Regions from separate parts of the Homo sapiens genome. Here region 2 is linked to region 1. Evidence: read pairs that join two places in POLR2A ChIA-PET (ENCODE). Cell type or tissue: IMR-90. All regions are shown on one strand. Links, peaks and the distances in the headings refer to the core of each region. The heading gives the core; the rest is flanking DNA.

Region 1 (7,933 bases), core at 1,917-6,916:
TTGTGCCACTGCACTCCAGCCTGGGTGACAGAGTGAGACTCTGTCTCAAATAAATAAATAAATAAATAAACCTATTTAAAAAAAAGAGAGAAAAGAAAATATTGAGCAATATCTTGATGCTCTCAGGGTGGGAATCTTATTGCAATTTCTTGGTACCAAAGCTTGTCAGATAAACACAATTTTGCATACCAATTTTATCATAATTTATGATGTTTATGTTAGGATTCCATGGGAAGAGGGAAGTACAATTACATGGATTAGAATTTGAATAGAATAGAGTCATAGCATTTTAAGAACCAGAAGGGTCTTTCAGAGGTTCTTTTGGATTATTTTAGCCCAATCCTTTTTCAAGTGTAGTAATTGAGATATGTTGAGGACCCACAGAAAAATGGCAGAATCCAGGCTTGAACTCATTTTCTTACTCTCATCTGGGTGCTTGTTGCACTTACCCCTTCTTTCATCTTTAAATTAATGTAGGCTGGCACTGGACGCAGTGGCTCATGCCTATAATCTAAGCACTTTGGGAGGCCGAGGCGGGTGGATCACCTGAGGTCAGGAGTTTGAGACCAGCCTGGCCAACATGGTGAAACCCCGTCTCTACTAAAAACACAAAAATTAGCTGGATGTGGTGGTGTGGGCCTGCAGTCCCAGCTATTCTGGAGGCTGAGGCAGGAGAATCGCTTCAACCCAGGAGGCTGCAGTGAGCCAAGATCGCGCAACTGCACTCCAGCCTGGCAACAGAGTGAAACTTCATTTAAAAAAAAAAATAGGGCCAGGTGCCGTGGCTCACGCCTGTAATCCCAGCACTTTGGGAGGCCGAGGTGGGTGGATCACCTGAGGTCAGGAGTTTGAGACCAGCCTGGCCAACATGGTGAAACCCCATCTCTACTAAAAATAGAAAAATTAGCCGGACATGGTGGCAGGTGCCTGTAATCCCAGCTACTCAGGAGGCTGAGGCAGGAGAATCGCTTGAACCTGGGAGACAGCGGTTGCGATGAGCCAAGATGGTGCCACTGCACTCCATCCTGGGCAGCAAGAGTGAAACTCCATCTCCAAAAGAAAAAAGAAATGGGGTCTCGCCCAGCCTGGCCAAGATGGTGAAACCCCATCTCTACTAAAAATACAAAAATTAGCTGAGCACAGTGGCAGGTGCCTGTAATCCCAGCTACTCAGGAGGCTGAGGCAGGAGAATCACTTGAACCCAGGAGGCGGAGTTTGCATTGACCCAAGATCACGCCACTGCACTCCAGCCTGGGCGGCAGAGCGAGACTCCATCTCATAAAAACAAAAAACAAAAAAAAAACAAAAGAAATGGGGTCTCGCTATGTTGCCCAAGATGGTCTCAAACTCCTGGGCTCAGAGATCCTCCTACCTCAGCCTCTTGAGTAGCTGGTATACAGGTGTGAGCCACCATACCCCACACCTGGCTAGCTACCTTAATCTTTGATTTCCTGTAAAGTGATCAAAATGAACCCCTATCTTTTTTTTTTTTTGAGACGCAGCTCACTGAAACCTCTGCCTCCCAGGTTCAAGCCATTCTCCTGCCTCAGCCTCCCGAGTAGCTGGGATTACAGGCATGCACCACCACACCCAGCTAATTTTGTATTTTTAGGAGAGACGACGTTTCTCCATGTTGGTCAGGCTGGTCTCTAACTCCTGACCTCAGATGATCTGCCTGCCTCAGCCTCCCAAAGTGCTGGGATTACAGACGTGAGCCACCACGCCTGGCCAAAACTCCTATCTCTTAAAGCCATCGTTGGCCAATAAACCCCTATTGATGTAAGCCACCATTAGTATCTGTCATTTGCAGCTAAATGCAATCCCAACTGATATATGGAGTAAAAGTCCTGGACTACGAGTTGAGAAACCCCATTACAGTCCCAGCTCTGCCAGGAACAAGCTATGTGGCCTTGGGCAAGCCATTTCCCATCTCTGGACCTCAGGTTCCTCATCTCTACCAGGGGAAGTAGAACAAGATGGTGATGGTCTCTTTCACCTCTTACTTTCTTTGGTCTCATTCATCGTTCATGCTGTATAGTGTGTAATATGGCACTTCTTTCCTCTATGACTACTTCTTTCAAGGTTCACCCAGTGTTCCCTTGTTCCTGTGACCTCAGGACTAATTACAAGGGCCCGTCTCCTTTGAGTGAATGTAACACCTTTGGGGCATTCCCTGAACACAAAGTCCCTCTAGCTAGATCCTTATTTTCTCTTCCTTTGGTTAATTTTTTTTTTCTTTTTCTGAGAGATGGGGTTTCACCATGTTGACCAGGCTGGTCTCAAACTCCTGACCTCAGGTGATCCACCTGCCTCGGCCTCCCAAAGTGCTGGGATTACAGGCATGAGCCACCATGCCTGGGCCCTCTTCCTTTAGTTAATTTTATATACCTACACCTAGGCGGAGCACAAAGGAGGGAAGGGGTTGTTTCTACTCTAAAAATACTGGAGTAACATGCCCACCTCTGCCCCTAACCCCTAAACATGCTATGTGATTTCCCCTTTTGGGGCTTCAAATGCATCATTTATGAAATAAGAGGGTGGCAGACTGTCAAAGGGCCCTTCAAGCCCTGGCATTCTAAGACTGAATTATAGCTTCTAATTTTCTTCTTTCACTGTGATAGCACTTTGCTTGTTGTGAAGCGCTTTGCTCTCTGGTGTGAGAGGTTAGGCTTTCTATGACTCTGAGATAATCTGAGTTAGTATTACTATCCACATTTTGAAGTTGAGGAAACAGATTTAGGGATGTGAAGTTGTGTACCCAAGATCACTGATGGGGCTCAGGGCACCCCACCCCAAAATATGACTATAGGAGATCACAGCATGCCACCCCAAAATGTACCTCTTTGGCATATTTGAGCTGATTATTCTGAGAAACTGCAGACACAGGAGTAGCTCTGAAAATTTGTCCTTTTATAAAAGAACTTCACATCTATAAAGGAAATCTACATTAGTAGATTATCTGTATTAGGAAGATAACTGCTCTGAGATAACATTTTATCTTATCTTTTATTTTATTTTATTTTATTTTATTTTATTTTGAGACAGAGTCTCACTCAGTTTCCCAGGCTGGAGGGCAGTTGCACAATCTCAGCTCACTGCAACCTTCACCTCCCAGGTTCAAGCGATTCTCATGCCTCAGCCTTCCGAATAGTTGAGATTACAGGCTCGTGCCACCACACCCAGCTAATTTTTTGTATTTTTAGTAGAGATGGGGTTTCACCATGTTGGCCAGGCTGGTCTTGAACTCCTGACCTCAAGTAATCTGCCCACCTCAGCCTCCAAAAGTGCTGGGATTACAGGCACAAGCCACCACCCCCAGCCCTGAGATAACCTTTATTACCTGAGAGACTTTTTATCTGCATAGCAGAATGCCCTTGGTTCATATATGTTTCCTCCCCTTGCCCTCCTGTGGCTTGTTGCCACCTACCCCTCCCTCAGGCAGGTCTGTATTCCTTTCTGTAGCTCAGGATGCTATATAAGCTTCAATAGTCTGACCCTTCTAAGGGTCTTATGTTTTGTGGGACTCCTGTGTGTATATACATAATTAAATATACTTTTTCTCTTGTTAATCTGTCTTATTTGAATTTAATTCATAGCCTGGCCAAAGAACCTAGAAAGATAGAGGGGAGACATTTTCCCCTCTCCTAGTACACACCTAGTTACCCAACCAGTAAGTGGTAGATCTGGAACTAGAGATCACATCCTTTGACTCCTTGCTCAGTGCACTTTCCACCTCATCTTGAATTTTTTTTTTTTTTGAAGCGGAGTCTCGCTCTGTCAACCAGGCTGGAGTGCAGTGGCACCATCTTGGCTCACTGCAAGCTCCGCCTCCCGGGTTCACACCATTCTCCTGCCTCAGCCTCCCGAGTGGCTAGGACTACAGGCGGCCGCCACCACGCCTGGCTAATTTTTTTGTATTTTTAGTAGAGACAGAGTTTCACCATGTTAGCCAGGATGGTCTCGATCTCCTGACCTCGTGATCTGCCTGCCTCGGCCTCCCAAAGTGCTGGGATGATAGGCGTGAGCCACCGTGCCTGGCCTTTTTTTTTGAGACAAGTTCTCACTCTGTTGCCCACGCTGAAGTGCAGTGGTGTGTTCATGGCTCACTGCAGCCTTGATGGCCCAGGCTCCAGCAATCCTCCCACCTCAGCCTCCTGAGTAGTTGGGACTATAGACGTGTGCCACTACGCCTGGCTAAACTTTATTTATTTATTTTTTAGGAACAGGGTTCTCACCATGTTGCCCAGACTGGTCTAAACTCCTGGGGAGCTCAAGGGCTCAAGTGATTCACCTTTGCCTCCCAGAGTGATAGGATTACAGATATGAGCCAGCACTGTGCCTGACTGATTTTTTTGTTTGTTTTTTCTCTTTCCCTTTTCTCTCCAGGATCTGCTTCCTGGCTATAATCATAATTGCTCTCTCTGTTCAGAGCTCACCATAGATCACTCAGAATTAGCCAACTATGGCCAATTCAGTAAGCCTTTGGTGAGAGCCTGCTTCAGAAAAGGTTTTCTGAGAGGAGATGAACATAAAAGGATTATTTTAAAAGATGCTTGCCTTAGCTCTTTGGCCCTTCCTCACTTAGCTTGGAATGAAACAATGGGCAGATTGGATAAACTAACTTGTATTTAAGAAAGAGCTGCACATAATCATGGAATTCCTGTGGGCACAGTCCACACTGACTCAATTAGTGTGGACAGAGGACTTTGCAGGGAAGCATTTTTTAAACACTTAGGCATAATTTTGCCAGGCACAGTGGGTCACGCTTGTAATCCCAGCACTTTGGGAGGTTGAGATGGGAGGATGGCTTGAGCTCAAAAGTTTGAGACTAGCCTGGGCAGCAAAGTGAGACCTCATTTCTACAATAAAAATTTTAAAATTAGCCAGGGCCAGGAGCGGTGGCTCATGTCTGTTATACCAGCACTTTTAGAGGCTGAGGCAGGTGGATCACCTGAGGTCAGGAGTTTCACACCAGCCTGGCAACATGGTGAAACCCTGTCCATACTAAAAATACAAAAATTAGCCAGCCATAGTGTCAGGTGCCTGTGATCTCAGCTACTTGGGAGGCTGAGGCAGGAGAATTGCTTGAACCCAGGAGGCAGAGGTTGCAGTGAGCTAAGATCCTACCGCTGCACCACTGCACTCTGGGTGACAGAGCAAGACCCTGTCTCCAAAAAAAGAAAAATTAGCCAGGCATGGTGGCATGTGCCTGTGGTCCCAGCTACAGAGGAGGTTGAGGCAGGAGGATCCCTTGAGCCCAGTAGGTCAAGGCTGCAGTGAGCCGCGTCCGTACCACTACACTCCAGCCTGAGTGACAGAGTGAGATCCTGTCTCAAAAAAAAAAAAAAAAAAAAAGAAGAAGAAAATACAAATTAACACCATTAAAAACAAAAAAAATTTTCAAACTTACTGAAAATTTGCAAAAATAAAAATAGTATGTAGGACTCTCACATACACTTTACCAAGAGTCACCTATTTTATTTTATTTTATTTTGAGATAGTTTCACTCTGTCATCCAAGCTGGAGTGCAGTAGTACAATCTTAGTGGACTATAGCCTCGAACTCCTGGGCTCCAGCAATCCGCCCACCTCATCCTCCTGAGTAGCTAGGATCACAGGTATGTGCCACCACACCTGGCTAATTTTTTTATTTTTTGTAAAGACAAGGTCTTGACGTGTTGCCCAGCCTGGTCTCTAACTCCTGGTCTCTAGCGATCCTCCCACCTCAGACTCCCAAAATGCTGGGATTACAGGCATGAACCACTGTCCCAAGCCTATTTTATATTAGATTAGTGGGCACATGTGCTTGATGGTTTCATGAGTATATTGCATAATGGTGGGGATTGGATTTCTAGTGTACTCATTACCCAAATAGTGAAGGTTGTACCTGACAGGTAATTTTTCAACCCTTGCCCCCCTCTCAGCCTACCCTGTTTTAGAGTCCCCAGTGTCTATTATTTTCATCTTTACGTCCATGTGTACCCTTTGTTTAGTTTCCACTTATAGATGAGAAGGCATTTGGTTTTTTTTTTGTTTGTTTATTTCTTTGTTTGTTTGTTTTTTAGACAGGATCTCACTCCCATTGCCTAGGCTGGAGTGCAGTGGTGCAATCTAAGCTTACTGCAGCCTCGACTTCCCAAGCTCAGGTGATCCTCCCACCTAAGCCTCCCAAGTAACTGGGACTACAGGCATGTGCCAACCGGCCCAGCTAATTTTTTGTATTTTTAGTAGAGATGGGGTTTCACCATGTTGCCCAGGCTGGTCACAAACTGCTAGGCCCAGACGATCTATCCACCTTGGCCTCCCAAAGTGTTGGGATTATAGGTGTGAGCCACCACACTAGGCCAAGTGTTCCCTTTTCTCTGCATCCACACCAACGTCTGTTTTTTGACTTTTTAATAATGGCCATTCTGACTGGTATAAAATATCTCATTGTGGTTTTAATTTGCACTTCTATGATGATTAGTGATGTGGAACATTTTTTCCTATGTTTGTGGCCGCTTGTATGTCTTCTTTTGAGAAGTGTCTGTTCATGTCTTTGCCCAGTTTTTAATGGAGTTGTTTGGTGGGTTTTATTTATTTATTTTTGCTTTATTTTTATTGAGAGGGGGGTCTCATTATGTTGCCCAGGCTGGTCTTGAACTCCTGGGCTCAAGCAATCCTCCCACCTTGGCCTCTCAAAGTGCTGGGATTACAGGCATGAGCCACTGTGCCCAGCCATGGAGTTGTTTGTTTTTTTTTTCTTGTTGTGTTATTTATTTGTAGATTTTGTACGTTAGTCTTTTGTCAGAGACATAATTTATAATTTTTTTTTTTTGAGACGGAGTCTTGCTCTGTCACCCAGGCTGGAATACAGTGGCAGGATCTCGGCTCACTGCAAGGTCTGCCTCCCAGATTCACGCCATTCTCCTGCCTCAGCCTCCTGAGTAGCTGGGACTGCAGGCGCCCACCACCACACCCGGCTGATTTTTTGTATTTTTAGTAGAGACAGGGTTTCACTGTATTAGCCAGGATGGTCTCGATCTCCTGACTCATGATCCGCCCGCCTCAGCCTCCCAAAGTGCTGGGATTACAGGCGCAAGCCACTGCGCTCAGCGTTTTTTTTTTTTTTTTAGACGGAGTCTCGCTCTGTTGCCCAGGCTGGAGTGCAGTGGCGCGATCTCAGCTCGCTGCAAGCTCTGCCTCCTGGGTTGACGCCATTCTTCTGCCTCAGTCTTCTGAGTAACTGGGACCACAGGCGCCCACCAGCGCGCCTGGCTAATTTTTTGTGGTTTTAGTAGAGACAGGGTTTCACCATGTTAGCCAGGATGGTCTCGATCTCCTGACCTCGTGATCCGCCCTCCTTGGCCTACCAAAGTGCTGGGATTATAGGCGTGAGCCACCGTGCCTGCCCTAATTTACAAATATTTTATCCCATTCTATAGGTTGTCAGGTTGTCTGTTTACTCTGTTGATTATTTCTTTGGCTGTTTACTCTGTTGATTATTTACACTATATCTACATGGAGATAGTGTCAGATCCCACAGGTGGAAGGCTCAGTCCCCAAAACTATCCCCAACACACACCAGCTACAAGTTCCAGCCTCCAGAACTTCTGACTGACCAGCTTTAAGTTGGGGTCCCCATGACCCCCTTTGCGTTTAATTAATTTGCTGGAATGTCTCACAGAACTCACGGAAACACTTACTTAGGTTTACTGGTTGATTATAAAGGATATTACAAAGGATGCAGATGAAGAGATGCATAGGGCGAGGTGTGGGGGAATGGACGTGGGGCTTCCATGCCCTCCCGGGGCGTGCCAGCCTCTAGGAACCTCCATGTGTTCAGCTATCCTGAAGCACTCTCTAAACCCTATCCTCTTGGTTTTTTGTTTGTTTGTTTTTGTTTTTGTTTTTGTTTTAAGACAGTCTCACTCTGTCACCCAGGCTGGAGTGCA
Region 2 (7,933 bases), core at 1,052-6,051, 290 kb before region 1:
CGCCCACCTCGGCCTCCCAAAGTGCTGGGATTACAGGCGTGAGCCACCGCGCCTGGCCGGAATGTAACTTCTTAAAGTAAATGTTATCATTGTTGATATTGTATTGAAGTTTTCTCTGTGATATACCATATCCTATGGGCTGAAATTTCCAGCATCCCTTGGGGAGTGGAGGCCATCAGGGCAGACCTGCTATGGACCTGAAAGATTCCGCCCCAGGTCAGCCCTCCACTCCCCACCTCCCCACAATTTGAGAATGAGAGGGAACAGGAGTCAGGAGCCGGAGTGTTGGCCCCAGTAGACTCCAATCAATGTTGGACATGATTCTGATTGGCTAAACACTGTGTAGATGTTTTTAAACAAAGTCCATTTAAGGTTACTGCACTAATCAAGGAGTACTGGATTATAAAAACATCTATAAATCTGAGTTTGAGTATTTTTTAAAACAAAATTGTTAAACCAGATGTGTTGCTTTTTTTTCTTGTCATCTCTAAGTATAGTCCTCAGTTAAATATACTAATAAGCAAAATGCACCAAAACTTTTGGCTAATAGTTGTGCTTTAACTTAATATTTGTTATTTCATAGAGACTGCTATGAAAAGCTTTTTATTCTGAATCACTGTACAGTTATTCTTTGATCCTGTCAGTCAAATCTCATTTTTAGGGTCTTGACTAGGTTTTATGAAAGCCCAGTAAGGCAGTTTGCCCATAAGGCAGTCATCAGTCCTGTTTCCTGATGCCACATGACAGAAGGGGTCCATGTAGAATTTCGTTTCTTCCTGGAAGTCCCAAGGAAACCTGCAAGTATTATGATAACTAGGAAGGAAACCTGCAAGTATTATGATGAACTGGGAAGGAAACCTGTAAGTATTATGATGAACTAGATAGAACTACATGTCTCTCATGATGAAATGCATCTCCCTCTGTTTAACAGGATATGGGGAGTTTTAGGACAGGGAAGAAAGTGCTCAATTAGAAAGAAGCAAAGACAATTACTCTAGAGTGGAGCTGGCCTTCCAGTCCTCAAGACTGGGGAGCAGCAGTTGGGGCTCATTAGTGAAGAGTTTCATTTTTTTCATTTTCTGAACAGTGCTCTCCATGTTACTGAAGTCTTCTTTGTGGGTTGCTGGACCAGGAATATTAACCATTGCCTCTTGGCCCTCCTTGTTCTCAGGATTCCAGCTTTCCCTCCTGGCCAGAAATGTTCAGCCTGGACTCATTCAGAAAAGGTAAGACTGCAACTGTGCTTGTGACCTCATGCCCTTCCTTATTGGGATGGGCAGCTCTGAGGGCTGTGAAAGTCTCTCCCCAGTATGTAGTTCTTGCACATTTCTTTGGGTGGTTTTCCAAAGGCCTTTCCTATAGCCTTCCTTTTGCATGGTGCTTAGAATCTGTGCCAACCCTTGCCATGGCCTTTGCCATGCTTCCTCCCAGTGCCCCCTTCTGCGTACTCCCTGCTTATTAAAATCCTTTTTTTTTTTTCTGAGATGGAGCCTCACTTCTGTCGCCCAGGCTGGAGTGCAGTGGCACGATCTCGGCTCAGTGCAATCTCCTCCTCCTGGGTTGAAGCAATTCTCCTGCCTCAGCCTCCGTAGTAGCTGGGATTACAGGAACCAGCTGCCAAGCTCGGCTAATTCTTTTTTTTTTTTTTAGTTGAGACGGGGTTTCACCATGTTGGCCAGGCTGGTCTCAAACTGTTGACCTCAAGTGATCCACCCACCTCGGCCTCCCAAAGTGCTGGGATTACAGGTGTGAGCCACCGTGGCTGGCCTCTAAAATCCTATTTTTCTAGGCTAGTATTTTATACCATCTCCTTCATGAACCTTTCCTAATTCTGTTGACCAAATGCAATCTTTCTCCAATCTTCCTCGGTACCATACCTGTTCGTTCTCATGGTTAGTCTATTCTGAATTAATCATTTTGTCACTAGATTGGAAGCTCCCTGTAGCCAGGGCCTGTTGTGTGCTTTTACGATGCATAGCACCTGGCCAGCATTTCGCACATAGTAGGCCTCAGTAAACACTGGTGGAAGTTGGATTGAGTCTGTATTAGGCTGTTCTTGCATTGGTATAAAAAAATACCTGAGACTGGGTAATTTATAAGAAAAGAGGTTTAATTGGCTCACATTTCTGCAGGGTGTATAGGAAACATGGTGCTGGCATCTGTTTGGCTTCTGGGGAGGACTCAGGGAGCTTTCACTCAGGGGCAGAAGGTGAAGCGGGAGCAGGCGTGTCACGTGGCAAAAATCAGGATCCAGAGAGAGAGAGTTGGGGAGGTGCCACACAATTTAAACAAGATTGGCTGGGCATGATGGCTCACGCCTGTAATCCCAGCACTTTGGGAGGCCAAGGTGGACGGATTGCCTGAGCTCAGGAGTTCCAGACCAGCCTGGACAACACAGTGAAACCCCATCTCTACTAAAATACAAAAAATTATCCAGGCGTGGCAGTCTGCGCCTATAGTCCCAGCTACTTGGGAGGCTGAGGCAGGAGAATAGCTTTAACCCGGGAGGCAGAGGTTGCAGTGAGCCGAGATTACACCACTGCACTCCAGCCTGGGCAACAGAGCAAGACTCAGTCTCAAAAAAAAAAAAAAAAAAGGCCATGTGTGGTGGTGGGCACCTGTAATCCCAGCTACTTGGGAGGCTGAGGCAGGAGAATCGCTTGAACCTGGGAGACGGGTTGCAGTGAGCTGAGATCGTGCCATTGCACTCCAGCCTGGGCAACAAGAGTGAGATGCCATCTCAAAAATAAATAAATAAATAAATAAAATAAACAACAGGATCTCATGAGAGGCTGGGCGCAGTGGCTCACACCTGTAATCCCAGCACTTTGGGAGGCCAAAGTGGGCGGATCACTTGAGGTCAGGCATTTGAGACCAGCCTGGCCAACATGATGAGACCCGTCTCTACTAAAAATACAGAAAATTAGCTAGGCGTGGTGGTGTGCACCTGTATTCCCAGCTACTTGGGAGGCTAAGGCACGAGAATTGCTTGAACCCAGGAGGTGCAGGTTGTAGTGAGTCAAGATTGTGCCACTGCACTCCAGCCTGGGCGACAGGGCAAGAATCCATCTCAAAAAAAAAAAAAAGATTTCATGAGAATTTACTCACTATCACAAGGATAGTAGCAAGCCATGAGGGATCCATTCTGTGACCCTTCAACAGCAGAGATTACATTTCCTTTTTTTTTTTTTTTGAGACGGAGTCTCACTCTGTTGTTGCCCAGGCTGGAGTGCAGTGGCACGAGCTTGGCTCACTGCAACCTCTGCCTCCCGGGTTCAAGCAATTCTCCTGCCTCAGCCTCCCGAGTAGCTGGGACTACAGGCGTGTGCCACCACACCCGGGTAATTCTTGTATTTTTAGTAGAGATGGGATTTCGCCATATTGGCCAGGCTGGTCTGTAACTCCTGAGCTCAAGTGATTTCGCCCATCTCGGCCTCCCAAAGTGTTGGGATTACAGGCGTGAGCCACCAGCAGGAGATTACATTTCAACATGAGATTTGGGTAGGGACAAATATCCACACTATATCAAAGTCATTCTTTCGTTAGTGATCATAGAAACTCTGGCAAGTCTTGCCGGGCGCGGTGGCTCACGCCTGTAATCCCAGCACTTTGGGAGGCCGAGGCAGGCGGATCACGAGGTCAGGAGATTGAGACCATCCTGGCCAATATGGTGAAACCCCGTCTCTACTAAAAATACAAAATAAAAAATTAGCCGGGTGCGGTGGTGGGTGCCTATAGTCCCAGCTACTCGGGAGGCTGAGGCAGGAGAATGGTGTGAACCCAGGGGGCGGAGCTTGCAGTGAGCCGAGATCGCGCCACTGTCTGGCCTGGGCGAAACAGCGAGACTCCATCTCAAAAAACAAAAAGAAATTCTGGCAAGTCTTGAAATTAGTGCTCTACAGCACACTGAGTGAGGGGGTTGCATAGGCAATGGCAGAATTGAGCCTTGACAGGGCTATAGGGTAGAGTTCACAATGTGTTTATAGGAGGTAAAGTAGCCTGTGGGGACTTTAGGGGCCAGATCCTGAGAGCTTTGTATTTCTTAGAACATGACTTTTTTTCTTCAAGAGACTGAAGAGTAAAGGGCCTGTAGCCCGTGTTGAAGCTGATTCTGAGGCTTCTGTCTGAGGATATTTTACAAATAAATAAGAACCATAACAGAACGTCTATAACTGCTGATTAAATAGGTCTTCCTGATTGTGTCTTCTCTCTCTCTAAGTTGTGTTCCTCGAGGCCTGGGAAACCCCTGGCCAAGTGGTGCCCTGTGTAACCCATTGAATGGGGCCAGAAGGAGGGCTGGACGTACTAGGGCTCAGAGAGCAGCATGTCCCTGCCTCCTTGTGTATCTCCAGCCACTCCATCTGTTTTCATATTGTTTGAAAAAATTTATTTCTGTCATCCTGGGCTTTTTTTTTTTTTTTTTTTTTGGCCAGCTGTATGTAAGAAGGAAAAAACTGAACTTGAGATTAGTGTGGGCAGCACATTTTTTTTTTTTAGCTAAAATTAGCACTTTGTGTTTACTTACTAACCAGTGGGCTTTATTGTCTACCCACTTGTAAAAGGTCGATGAAAGCAGGTTTTCTCATGGTGAGTGTCTCTGAATTAATAGTACTGATTTTGTAAAGAGATGGAAAGCCCAATAAAAATCACGATCCTCAGCTGAGCGCGGTGGCTCAGGCCTGTAATCCCAGCACTTTGGGAGGCTAAGGTGGGTGGACTACTTGACATCAGGAGTTCGAGACCAGCCTGGCCAACATGGTGAAACCCCGTCTCTACTAAAAAAAAATAAAAATAAAAATAAAAATCAGCCGGGCATGGTAATCCCAGCTACTTGGGAGGCTGAGGCAGCAAATCGCTTGAACCCAGGAGGCAGAGGTGGCAGTGAGCTGAGATCACACCACTGCACTCTAGCCTGGGTGACAGAGCGAGACTCTGTCTCAAAACAAAAAAAAAAAAAAAAAAAGAAAAAAAAATTTTTTTTTCCTGTCTGAGCGCCGTGTCTCATGCTTGTAATCCCAGCACTTTGGGAGGCTAAGACAAAAAGATTGTTTGAGCCAGGAGTTTGAGAGCAGCCTGGACAGCATTGGGAGACCCTGTCTCTCTGTATTTTTAGCAAGCTCCACCTCCCAGATTCATGCCATTTTTCTGCCTCAGCCTCCCGAGTAGCTGGGACTACAGGCGCCAGCCACCACGCCTGGCTAATTTTTTGTATTTTTAGTGGAGATGGGGTTTCACCATGTTAGCCAGGATGGCCTCAGTCTCCTGACCTCATGATCCACCCGCCTTGGCCTCCTAAAGTGTTGGGATTACAGGTGTGAACCACCACGCCCGGCCGTTTTTTGTTAGTTAGTTTTGTTTTGTTTTGTTCTGTATTTTTTTAAGAAATAAAATAATTAAAAAAATAATTTTTTTTTTTTTGGTGGAAACAGGGTCTTCCTATGTTTCCCAGGCTGTTCTCAAACTCCTGGCTTCATGTAATCCTCCTGCCTTGGCCTCCCAAAGTGTTGGGACTACAGGTGTGAGCCACTGTGCTTGGCTTGAGTTTTCCTTTTACATGTTTCTTTGCTCTTCATCATCAAATTATGAGTTCCTAGGGTGTCATGAACCTTGAGAGGAAATGTAAGTTGATGTGAAGCTTGAGGTTCCCGAGTTTCATTGACTGGGGCTTGAATCTGGCTTTCCCTAATACTAGCAAGGTGTTAACTTACCTGATCTTGTTTCCTACCTGCTATCTTCAGGACTACAGTGAAGATATTAGAGCTGAAATATAGGAAAAGCACCTGGCTATGGTCGGTGCTCAACCCTTACTCTTGGGCATGGTATGCCCTTGATAAATACTGGAGAGCTATAGCCTTGCCTCAGCATGCAGTGTGCTGTGAGGTTGCATGATTGAGCACCTGCTGTGTAGGAGACACTAGGGTGAAGAGAGCTCTGTTTCAGAGATGCTTCTTGGTACTCTGGAGCTTATAGCCTCAATAGGATGGGCCATTTGATGGTTCTGATGGAAACAGCTATAGCAATTCCATGCAGCATTGTGGATGGTGGCCCACTGGGTCTTGTGGCTAGCTACCATCTTTCTCATTATGTAATTTAACAAAGCTGTTGGTAAGAATGCCCATGTTCCTGGTAAGTTACTTGTTACTGCCCTTGCGAGCATCTTAACTTAGCTGTCTGATTTCTTACCTGTAATGCCATCGGACTCAGGCTACAAAGAGCAAGCTGAACAATAAAAAAGAGCAAAAAAAAAAAAAAAAAAAAAAAAAAAAGAGCAAGCTGAGTCTTTCACAGCCAGCACAAAACTTTGAAAAACACTGGATCAATAGCAAGAATGTGCATTTTCTCTCCAGGTACATGGTCAGAAGTGGGCTCAGTGAAGTTATGGGATTGTAACAACTCTCTCCCAATTGCTGAAAATGCTTAATGAGATAATAACTAATCATTGAATCATTTATTCTTTTTTTTTTTTTTTCAATCCAGCATCCCTGGATGTGAATGAGGACCCTCCTTAAACAGGAATGGAGAGGTTGAGCTGGTCATTTCCAACCTTAGCTTCAAGGCAGAACTGGAATTAGTTTCAAAATAAACCTTGATCCTAGGCATTTAGTTCTAGAAGATCCTACAAGCACGTCTGCTGTAACTCTATGTATGTTTTCTGTAAAATCACATACCTATAAAATAAAAAGAAAAAAATCACACATCTATAATATTATAAGAGAGCTTATGGGAAAAATAGAATTGGGCCAATGCAACTGCAACTTTTTGACCAAAATATGACAAAAAACAATTATTGGTGCTTGGGAAGATGCTTTGGACTACCTAGACAGGCAGCTCAGGGTGATGTGATGCTGCAAATGTACAAAGAGCCGTCTTCTTTTTTTTTTTTTTTTTTTTAAGACGGAGTCTTGTTCTGTGGCCAGGCTGGAGTGCAATGGCGCGATCTCGGCTCACTGCATCCTCCGCCTCCCGGGTTCAAGTCATTCTCGTGCCTCAGCCTCCTGAGTAGCTGGGACTACAGGCACACGCCACCATGCCCTGCCAATTTTTGTATTTTTAGTAGAGACGGGGTTTCACCATGTTGGCCAGGATGGTCTCGATCTCTTGACCTTGTGATCCGCTGGCCTCAGCCTCCCAAAGTGCTGGGATTATAGGCGTGAGCCACCGCGCCGGGCTACAAAGAGCCTTCTAATGTGAGCAGAGCTGGCAGTTACCGAGGAAGCCCAGGTGGAGGTGGAGTTCTGAAACAGCCACTGTGGTGAAGGAGTGTGTGCAGCTGGGACTGTGGGGGAGGAGGGTTGGAGTGCAGGACTTGCTTCTCCCCTAACATTTTGTTGTGAAAAATTTCAAAAATACTGAAACATTGAAGAAATTGTATAGTGAACACCTTTGTATCTACCACCTTGATTCTCTATAGGTATAGGCACTCAATTTTAATAAAAAAAAAAATAGCTGAAAGGGCTTTTTCTTTCCTGCTGAAGATTATAATTCTACTCCTGCTTTTTCAGCTCCTTTGCTTTCAGAATTTTTTGAAACAAGAGTCTTGTTTTACTGATATCTTTCTCCTCTTTACCAATTGTATATGAGTCAATTTGCATTCCACAAATGAACATCTTTGTAGAACAGGTGGTTTCTCAAGCTTCAGGTGTGTGTGGCCATCTCTGCTCCCCTTCTACCCCATTTACTGTACTGAAACCAGAGGGGCAAAGAGAGCAAAGAGTGCATGCATTTCTCCCAGCCCCAAGACTAGTGACTCTCTGAATGTCACCATTTAGGTGGTTTAAAAGGACCTTAAGCCTTCCTTACCCATATATTTCCACCTTCCTTACCCATGTATTTCCACCTTCCCGTGGAAGACTCAGTGCCTTAATTTTCGTTCATGTACCTCAAGTTGTTGGGACTTCTTAGAAATGTACTTTCTGGTTACTAATAAGTAGCA

What was found. Peaks named below come from ENCODE experiments on the same cell type or tissue, not always from the same donor. Only the 100,000 strongest peaks of a DNase experiment are listed, where the experiment ranks them.
Region 2: POLR2A ChIA-PET joins it to region 1 with 5 read pairs; 2 of 35 experiments call an interaction of 5 or more read pairs at or near these places.

What each region holds. Positions count from the first base shown.
Region 1 is chr3:48,096,488-48,104,420 of GRCh38, forward strand. No RefSeq gene overlaps it. Among named protein-coding and RNA genes, the nearest start is that of MAP4, 84 kb to the left of the region's middle. In IMR-90, for the core only: no CTCF peak of the experiment used is centred there; a DNase peak (open chromatin) is centred at 4,644; H3K27ac peaks cover 195 bases.
Region 2 is chr3:47,809,486-47,817,418 of GRCh38, forward strand. DHX30 (DExH-box helicase 30) reads left to right here. Exons shown (of 22, transcript NM_138615.3): 3 at 1,172-1,226. The coding sequence starts at 1,199. Among named protein-coding and RNA genes, the nearest start is that of DHX30, 10 kb to the left of the region's middle. In IMR-90, for the core only: no CTCF peak of the experiment used is centred there; no DNase peak of the experiment used is centred there.